2 separate regions of the Homo sapiens genome follow, and region 2 is linked to region 1. A link is an interaction called in ENCODE POLR2A ChIA-PET data of the cell type or tissue named here. Cell type or tissue: PC-9. All regions are shown on one strand.

Evidence for each region. ChIA-PET counts read pairs that join two places held together with the same protein. Peaks named below come from ENCODE experiments on the same cell type or tissue, not always from the same donor. Only the 100,000 strongest peaks of a DNase experiment are listed, where the experiment ranks them.
Region 2: POLR2A ChIA-PET joins it to region 1 with 11 read pairs; 2 of 35 experiments call an interaction of 5 or more read pairs at or near these places.

What each region holds. Positions count from the first base shown.
Region 1 is chr17:31,962,374-31,967,373 of GRCh38, reverse strand. It overlaps SUZ12 (SUZ12 polycomb repressive complex 2 subunit), which reads right to left. Exons shown (of 16, transcript NM_015355.4): 5 at 1,178-1,227. It also overlaps the pseudogene RNA5SP437. Among named protein-coding and RNA genes, the nearest start is that of SUZ12, 28 kb to the right of the region's middle. In PC-9, no CTCF peak of the experiment used is centred here; no DNase peak of the experiment used is centred here.
Region 2 is chr17:32,203,705-32,208,704 of GRCh38, reverse strand. RHOT1 (ras homolog family member T1) reads right to left here. Exons shown (of 20, transcript NM_001033566.3): 16 at 4,732-4,815; 17 at 1,676-1,795; 18 at 396-598. Among named protein-coding and RNA genes, the nearest start is that of RHBDL3, 60 kb to the left of the region's middle. In PC-9, CTCF peaks have their summits at 4,788 and 4,991; a DNase peak (open chromatin) is centred at 2,504; H3K4me3 peaks cover 239 bases; H3K27ac peaks cover 1,832 bases.

The DNA of each region.
Region 1 (5,000 bases):
CCCGGCCCACCAGGACTCATTTTCAATCTTTGTTTCTTACTAAACGATACCAAGACAACCAACCTGGCATGTTTCTAATAATGGTTTTATTCCATTGCATAATAAAAAGATATGCCATATACACAGACTTATGATGGATAAGCTGATAAGTGATTTTCCCTTTTTTTTTTTTTTTGAGATGGAGTCTCGCTCTGTCGCCCAGGCTGGAGTGCAGTAACGCAATCTCAGCTCATTGCAACCTCCGACTCTCAGGTTCAAGTGATTCTTCTGCCTAAGTCTCCCAAGTAACTGGGACTACAGGCACCCACCACCACGCCTGGCTAATGTTTATATTTTTAGTAGAGATGGGGTTTCATCATATTGGCCAGCTGAACTCCTGAACTCCTGAACATCCTGAACTCCTGACCTCATGATACACCCGCCTCAGCCTCCCAAAATGTTGGGATTACAGGCGTGAGCCACTGCGCCTGGCCGTATTTTTCCATTTTTAAAACAACTCTAATTCTTTCCAGCATGCTTTGAGCTTTTACTGGAGTAATATACCATATAATTTCCTTTGAATAATATCTAAAATATTAATATATGCCATTGGTAATAGTGGTTATTTCAGTTGTTTTACTGTGTTTTTTTAAAACATGATACAGTATCATTAATTCAAAATGTTTATGCATAAAAGGTTCTACTGAGGAGATTCTTTACCTATTGAAGTTCTAAGACAATTTGTTAAAATCTTCATCATTAGCCAGGCGTGGTGGCTCACGCCCCCTTGGGAGGCCAAGGCGGGTGGATCACGAGGTCAGGAGTTCAAGACCAGCCTGGCCAGCATGGTGAGACCCTGTCTCTACTAAAAATACAAAAAATTAGCCAGGCATGGGGCACGTGCCTGTAATCCCAGCTACTCAGGAGGCTGAGGCAGGAGAATCGCTTGAACCCGGGAGGTGGAGGCTGCAGTCAGCCAAGATCATAACATTGCACTCCAGCCTTCACTCTGCACCCCCATCCACCAAAAACAAATTTCATCATTAGCCTTCATACCTTAAAGTTCAAAAACATCAGAACCAACATATTTTCCATTAAACTTAATTTTATAAATTTACACTCAGAAGCCCCACTTTTTTTACATTCACAAAGGTATCTTGCTATTAAAATGCCACTTTATTTACTTTTAAATACATACCATTTTTGTGGAAGAAACCAGTAAACGTAAGCTGCAAATGAGCTGACAAGCTAAAAAAAAAAAAAAGGAAATATTTTATCATTGTAATGCTCTGTAGTAAAATAACCTAGACTTTAAAATATAACATTGAAATCAAAGTTACTTCAACCAATTTATAAATATTTGTACTCAACTGTTATTCAGGCCCATGACTCTATGCTTTCCCTGTTAAATATGACATCCAAAAGTGTGTCTATACACCTAACAAAAAATAAACAACAAAAAACCCCTCACAACTCACAAAAAGTAAGAACAAAACCACAAAAACACCAGACCAAGGCAGAAAAAAATCAGACTACCAAGTTGGAGGCCAGGTAATTTACTGTGTTTTAGTGTTCTACCTATAAAATGACAGCAGGTATGCCTTCCTATCTTTAAAAAGGAATTTTGGAGGGTTTTTGGAATTCTTTTTTTGTTTTGTTTTAATGACGCTTTAGTCAATGACTTCATCAAAAGGAAATTTTGAAAAGCGTAGCTAAATCCATGCAAAAAAATTTGAATATTTTGAAGCTATGGAAATTCAACCTTCCCAATAAATGATACAGAACCATTACTTTATACTTCAAATAGCAATGAAATACACAATTACAAATCTGGTATAGATCTATAATTTACTGTTTCAATATATCATTTTCACTGTTAGTTTTAGAAGCTATGGAAAAGCAAAAGCAAGCATGAACTAGAACTAGTGCTCCTTCTATTTTCACAAACATCTATTAACAATAGAAAAAAACAATAAGCATGGGATAAAATAAACAGAAGCATCAATAAGCTTTTGAAGTACCTTTAAACTGCAAAACACAATACAGTTGTTGATCAGGAGACATTCATAACTCTCCTGAGCATAGTTTCCATAGTGTGACATGTACAGACACCAGATTATGGAGGGCTATACAGAACAGATGGTGGGGAAAGGAAAGCAGTACTGATCCCTTACATAAGGCATTTACTAATGAAATAGTTGCTGGGCACTAAGGACTAGTAAAGGGCATATATATATATTTTTTTTTTAAATGATGGTGACAATCTAGGCATTTTTATAGTCAGATGGGAACAGTTACAGAAAGACATTGTGGCAAGAGAGTACTAAGGAACAAGTAATGACTGGAAATAAGGACATATTATGAAGAGGTTGCCCTGTAAATTTGACCAGGACTCCTCTTTTTCTTTTTTTTGAGATGAAGTTTCGCTCTTCTCGCCCAGGTTGGAGTGCAATGGCGCAATCTTGGCTCACTACAACCTCCGCCTCCCGAGTTCAAGCGATTCTCCTGCCTCAGCCTCCCAAGTAGCTGGGATTATAGGTGTGAGCCACCGAGCCCGACTGGATTCCTCTTTTTCTAAGATAGAGAAATAAGAGGCAAGTAAGAAAGACATTTCCATGGAAGATGGGGGGATATCTCCATCTACTTAGTGAAGTAGGCCATGAAACTGTCTGCTAAAAAAACTACAGTGTGGGCCGGGTGCAGTGCTTCACGTCTGTAATCCTGGCACTTTGGGAGGCCGAGGCAGGGGATCACCAGGTCAGGAGTTCGAGACCAGCCTGGCCAATATGGTGAAACCCAGTCTCTACTAAAAATACAAAAATTAGCTGGGTATGGTGGCACATGGCTGTAGTCTCAGCTACTCAGGAGGCCGAGGCAGGAGAATCGCTTGAACCTAGGAGGCAGAGGTTACAGTGAGCCGAGATTGCGCCATTGCACTCCAGCCTGGGTGACAGGGGGAGACTCAGTCTCAAAAAAAAAAACCTACAGAGTTGGGATTTTGACAGGCATTTCTAGAACAGTAGTACAGAAAGTATGTTCTAGAAAAGTATGTTCTAGAAAGTATGCTAGGGGCTGGGTGCGGTGGCTCACAACTGTAATCCCAGCATTTTGGGAGGCCAAGACAGGAGGATCAAGAGATCAGAAGATGAAGACTATCCTGGCTAACACGGTGAAACCCAATCTCTACTAAAAATACAAATATTAGCCAGGCATGGTGTCGTGTGCCTGTAGTCCCAGCTACTCGGGAGGCAGAGGCAGGAGAATCACTTGAGCCCAGGAGGCAGAGGTTGCAGTCAGCCGAGATTGCACCACTGCACTCCAGCCTGGGCAACAGAGCAAGACTCCGCCTCAAAAAAACAAAAAACAAACAACAAAAAAGTATGCTATCAGTAGAGGACAAAATTATTATGGAAGAGTAGAACTATAAGGGTCCAAGCAGAGTTAGAAAGCAGAGGGCCGGTGCCTATGGCCATACCACCCCGAACGCGCCAAATCTCAAAAGCTAAGCAGGGTTGGGCCTGGTTGGTACTTGGATGGGAGAAAGCAAAAATATAAAGTTAAAAACTAAGAATGGCCGGGCACGGTGGCTCACGCCTGTAATCCCAGCACTTTGGGAGGCCAAGGCGGGTGGATCATGAGATCAGGAGTTCAAGACCAGCCTGGCCAAGATGGTGAAACCCCGTCTCTACTAAAAATACAAAAAAAAATGCCAGGCGTGGTGGCAGGCGCCTGTAATCCCAGCTACTCGGGAGGCTGAGGCAGGAGAATTGCTTGAACTCAAAGGTCAGAGGAATCACTTGAACTCGGAGGGCGGAGGTGGCAGTGACCAAGATCGCACCACTGCACTCCAGCATGGGCGACAGAGTGAGACTCTGTCTCAAAAAACAAAACAAAACAAAAAAAATACCTAAGAACCACCACCACAACTTAAGTATCAGCTGGGCGTGGTGGCTCATGCCTGTAATCCTAGCACTTTGGGAGATGAGGCGGGATGGGAGATGAGGCGGGTGGATCACGAGGTCAGGAGATCAAGAACCATCCTTGCTAACACGGTGAAACCCAATCTCTACTAAAAATACAAAATTAGCCAGGCGTTGTGGCATGCGCCTGTAGTCCCAGCTACTCAGGAGGCTGAGGCAGGAGAATCACTTGAACCCAGGAGGTGGAGGCTGCAGTGAGCCAAGATTGTGCCACTGCACTCCAGCCTGGGCGACAGAGCAAGACTGTCTCAAAAAATAATAATAATAAATAATCGTATACAACAGGAGTCTTAAAAACCTATTCTGTATAAGCAATTCATATATTATAAACATTTTTACATGAATCAGATTTCTACGTGCTATTTTACTAAAAAGACAGCATTATTCTAGAAGAAGTTCCATAAATACTACCTTACATAGCAGAATTAGCTAAAACCCAAAACATAAGTGAAAGAGGAATATTCTACAATTCTCACATTAGAAGATAATCCACCAGTCACAACAAATCTATCCTACTCTTTGTTGCTTCAATTAAAACTACATACTAAGACCAGATTAACTTTCATAAGAATCTACTTTTTATCTATCATTCCTTTCTCCACATCTACTGAGACCCCACCTACCAAATCTTTTGTCTAACTGCTGAAATGGTTCTCATTTCCTGTTCTACGAAAGCCTTACATATGAAATAGAATTGAATTTATAGAGTCAGAAAATCCAAGTTTGAATTCTGGTGCCACTTACTCGCTGCGGTCTGTTATCTATAAAATGAGGATATTTTCTCTCACAGAGAGTGTGAGGCTTAAGATTTTGTTTTTTGCTTTCAGACAGGGTCTCGTTGTGTCACCCAGACTGGTATACAGTGGCACAATCTAGGCTCACTGCAACCTCCAATTTCCAGGCTCAAACGATTCTCCCACCTCAGCCTCCAAGAGTAGCTGAGACTATAGGCATGCACCATCATGCCTGGCTAATTTTTACATGTTTGTGGAGTCAGGATTTTGCCATGTTACCCAGGCTGGTCTCAAACTCCTGAGATCA
Region 2 (5,000 bases), 240 kb before region 1:
ACTTCATATACCTAAGGTCAAAAACAGAAAAATATAAACTTTCTGTTCATATGAAAATGCTTTATAAGCATAAAACAACATGATGCCAAACCCATTTTATTCCAGTAAAACTATTTTTTAATGCTGGGTGGGGGGTTGTGTTTTATTGTACTATTCTATTAAGATAGTTACAGCCTGCTCAAAAATATACAGATATTGTCAGAAGCACTGTTTATATCATTTTATTATGGCATTCAAACCAAACTTGCATTTACTCAAATTTGTACCTTCTCATTACAAAGTATCTTTCTGTTGCTGAACAATTCCTATGTGACAAAGATATTCCCTTCATGGCTAATAATGGCATGCAATGTTATGAACCATGCAACATGAAAATGAAGACAGCAAGTACTTACGGATACATGGCCATTGTTGTCAATTTAACAAAGATATCCTTACTGGGGGCATCAGCAGTATTGCAAGTGAAGGCTTGTGGTGGAGGCATTTTGTGTTTCCTGCAGAAATCAGTAGGTGAAATACTGTATTCTTGTTTAACTTCATGCAGGTCTGACTTTGCAGCTACGATTAAGCAAGGTATTCTGCTGTCCATAAAGTGTTGCTATGGAATAAAAAATGAAATCAAAATCTGATAACAAGTTCAAAAATTACTATTTAATTAAATGTGAACCAAGCATTTCCTCCAGATGGGCAAAGCAACAGTAGTTTCAAAGCGAAAAAGTGAACCAAAAGGCAAAGATTGGCAGTGGTCTAGGTAAATCTCATATAATAAATAAGATCCAGATCACTTTTCCAATGCTGATGACAAAACAGACCTATACTGATTCCTTAGATTTATTACAATTAAAAAAAACATGTAATTAAAAACACACATTAAACACACATATTTTGAAATATAAAGAAATCCACCTAAATTCTTTTATAAAAACTACTTTCATTTTTTAATATCACCTCTAGTCCTTGAGCACATGCATTTTTATGTGTGTCTGTATAGTCGCAGTCATGCTGGACATAACCACTTAAAAATGTAATACTGTGTCCTCCATATTCTTCAGAATTCAAAACTATTTTTAATTTTACATTTATTGTTTTTATTTTTTAATTTAAATATTGCCTAACATTCCACTAGATTATTTTATCTTACTTCAGTAAATCATCGTCCATTGTTAGCCATCTTGATTATTTCCAGTTTTTTCCTGTTAAAAACAATGCTAGAATAAACACCTTTGTACATATAGCTTTTTACTCCTATTGAATCTTATTGATAATCCCTAAGTGACTGATAGACTTTCTAAGCTTCAGATTTATCCCTTTCCTCTGGCTGTTATTCTTGGTATATTTGGCAATATATAATCCATATGTACTACTCTTTTTTTTCATCAGAGAGAAGGCAGACATATGTAACTTTTAACAGCTGGGAAGAGCTTGCATTAATGTAAAAGTTCTCAATCAGGAATGCACCTCACAATCACATGTCGAAAACTTTCAGAAATATGTATGTCTGAGACTCTACCACTTTAGAACAAAACCAGAACCTTCAGGAATAGGGTAAAGATGTATGTATTTTTAAAATACACATGATTTTGTTGCATTTTTGTGGTTAGGAAACACCACACTGCAATTCCATAAAAAGTCCATATGAAGTTACATTCAGTCATAGTCTGTAGGAGCAACAAACCTTAAAAATCCTGGCACAGTATTCAAAGGATTTGGGATTGCTGACATCATATACCAGGCATACAACATCACAAATGATTTCAGCTTCAGTTAGAAATTCCGATTCTGAGATATCATGCAACTTGTAAAAGAAAAAGATAATGAAAAATATAAGTATCATAATATTGATATATTAAGTCATGATAGCTTATTACTTCCTTCCCTGGACTTCCTAAGTTTAAAAGTACTGGTTAAGCATAACTTTTCAGGCCAGTTTTAAAAGTAGAAAGTATAGACAAGGCTGGGCGCGGTGGCTCACGCTTGTAATCCCAGCACTTTGGGAGGCCGAGGTGGGCGGATCACAAGGTCAGGAGTTCGAGACCAGCATGGCCAACATAGTGAAACCCTGCCTATACTAAAAATACAAAACAAATTAGCCAGGTGTGGTGGCGGGTGCCTGTAGTCCCAGCTACTAGGGAGGCTGAGGCAGGAGAATGGCATGAACCCGGGAGGCGGAGCTCGCAGTGAGCAGAGATTGCGCCACTGCACTCCAGCCTGGGCGACAGAGCAAGACTCAGTCTCAAAAAAAAAAAAAAAAAAAAAAAAAAAAGAAAGTATAGACAAATAAGTATCTTCTGATTCTGCAGACTAAAAATGGTGATTAAGATTCTGTGGAAGCTTAGCCAGGTGCAGTGACGTGTGCCTGTAGTCCCAGCTACTGGGGAGGCTAAGGCAGGAGAATCGCTTGAGCCTGGAAAGCAGAGGTTACAGTGAGCCGAGATCACGCCGCTGCATTCCAGCCTGGGTGACAAAAGTGAAACCTTGTCTCAAAAAAAAAAAAAAAAAAAAAAAAAAAAAAGATTCTATGGAAGCTAGTATTAGTGAGTGACTAATGTGTGGGGGCAGGCCCTCTACATGCATTGTTTACATTCTGCAGATAAGGAGACGGGCTAGAAAGATTAAGTCAGCTGCCCATGGTACACATCTAAGAAGTTATCAAATCAAAATTTAAACTCAGATATGATTCTCAAATCTATTTTCTTTCTACCACACCTTTTCTCCCCACTAATCAAAAACAAAAAGCAAATGACTCTTTACAGTAAGGTCATTTTTGTTCTGTTTCACTGCCACTCTTCGGTGCTTATTATAAAATTTCTTAAATATTCCATCTATGCTATAATGATCTCCAACAAGAGTAAAATTCAGGGGTGGGCACTGTGGCTCACACCTGTAATCCCAGCACTTTGGGAGACTGAGGTGGGCAGATCGCTTGAGCCCAGGAGTTTGAGACCAGCCCGGGACAGGGTTTCTCCACGTTGGTCAGGCTAGGGTGATCCACCCGCCTCGGCCTCCCAAAGTGCTGGGATTAGAGGCATGAGCCACCACACCTGGCCCATATAACCCTCCTTCTACTGTATTTCATAGTGTCTTTTCAGCTCTTCTTTTGTACTTTTTTTATTGTTTGTTTGATTTTATTGCTCCTTGCAGAGCAGGGCTAACCCATAGGCAGTGTGCCTAGAGTAGCCTATACATTTTTAAGGCTAACATATTTGTTAAATACTCCCTTCCCTGCTAAATAAACTTGATTCAGATTACAGATAAACTACCAAGCACTAGCAGGGTTTTCATATTAATTTCTAGTCAATAGTACAGGAAATATTTTTTTAAAAAAATAGAAGTATGCAGCCATAAATAAAGAATGAGTTCATGTCCTTTGCAGGGACATGGATGAAACTGGAAGCCGTCATTCTCAGCAAACTAACACAGGAACAGAAAACCAAACACTGCATGTTCTCACTCATAAGTGTGGGAGTTGAACAATGAGAACACATGGACACAGGGAGGGGAACATCACACACAGGGGCCTGTCAGGGGGTGAGGGGCAAGGGGAGGGAGAGCATTAGGACAAATACCTAATGCATGCGGGTCTTAAAACCTAGATGATGGGTTGACCTATGCAACAAACCTGCACATGTATCCCAGAACTTAAAGTAAAATTTAAAAAAAAAAAAATAGAAGTAGAAGAAAGTAAAAGGGGAGTTCAGTTTTTTCGACTTTTTTTTTTTTTTGAGACGGAGTCTCACTTTGTTGCCCAGGCTGGAGTGCAGTGGCACAATCTTGGCTCACTACAACCTCCGCCTCCCAGGTTCAAGTGATTCTCCTGCCTCAGCCTCCTAAGTACCTGGGATTACAGGCACGTGCCACCACGCCCAGCTAATTTTTGTACTTTTAGTAGACAGGGTTTCACTAGGGCCAGGCTGGTCTCGAACTCCTGACCTCAGGTGATCCACCTGACTCAGCCTCCCAAAGTGTTGGGATTACAGGCGTGAGCCACCATGCCTAACCCATTTTTCTCAACTTTCTTATTGTGGTATAGCTAACATACAATTAAGTGTACCAACTTAATTTTTTTTTTAATTTTTTTAAATGATGAATTTTTATTTATATCTAAACCTATGTAATCATCACATGATAAAAATACTTAAAATTCTTTTTTTTTTTTTTTTTCTGGAGATGGAGTTTCGCTCTTGTTGCCCAGGCAGGCATTATCTTGGCTCACCACAACCTCCACCTCCTGGGTTCAAGCGATTCTCTTGCCTCAGCCTCCCGAGTAGCTGGGATTACAGGCATGAACCACCATGCCCGGCTAATTTTGTATTTTTAGTAGAGACGGGGTTTCTCCATGTTGGTCAGGCTGGTCTCAAACTCCCGACCTCAGGTGATCCGCCCGCCTTGGCCTCCCAAAGTGCTGGGATTACAGGCGTGAGCCACCACGCCTAGCCAAAAGACTTAAAATTCTAATGAATAAACCAGATGAAAAAAAATAAAATCAAGCTTGGCATGGTGGCACATGCCTGCAGTCCCAGCTCCTTGGGAGGCTGAAGTGGGAGATCCCTCGAGCCCAAGAGCTCGCCAGGGCAACATAGTGAGACCGTGTCTCTAAAAAAAATTAAATAAAAAAAAAATCACACAGAAGTTCTACAGAGAGTCATTCAATTGAAGCCAATTTGTTTTCAAAGAGTCATTTAAAAATGTACCCAATAATTAGTAATTTTTGTATGCCACAGAATTTCTTACCAACAAGTATTTCTCTTGTCCATATACATAAACAGTGTTAATCGCATAGTAGGATTTATGATCTTCACGAATTTTCTTCTGCCTCTGAAAACAGAACCGAAAATCTCAATATCTGCAGTAACTAGTTTTCAACAATATACAAACATCTCTGTGTATATGTGCAGGTGTGTTATAAATAAAAGGGCATTCTTCCCTACACTGTGTACTATTTATCAGTACAAAGGAGATATTGATTTTATGTTTCTTAGTTCTTAAGACCTAAAATAAAA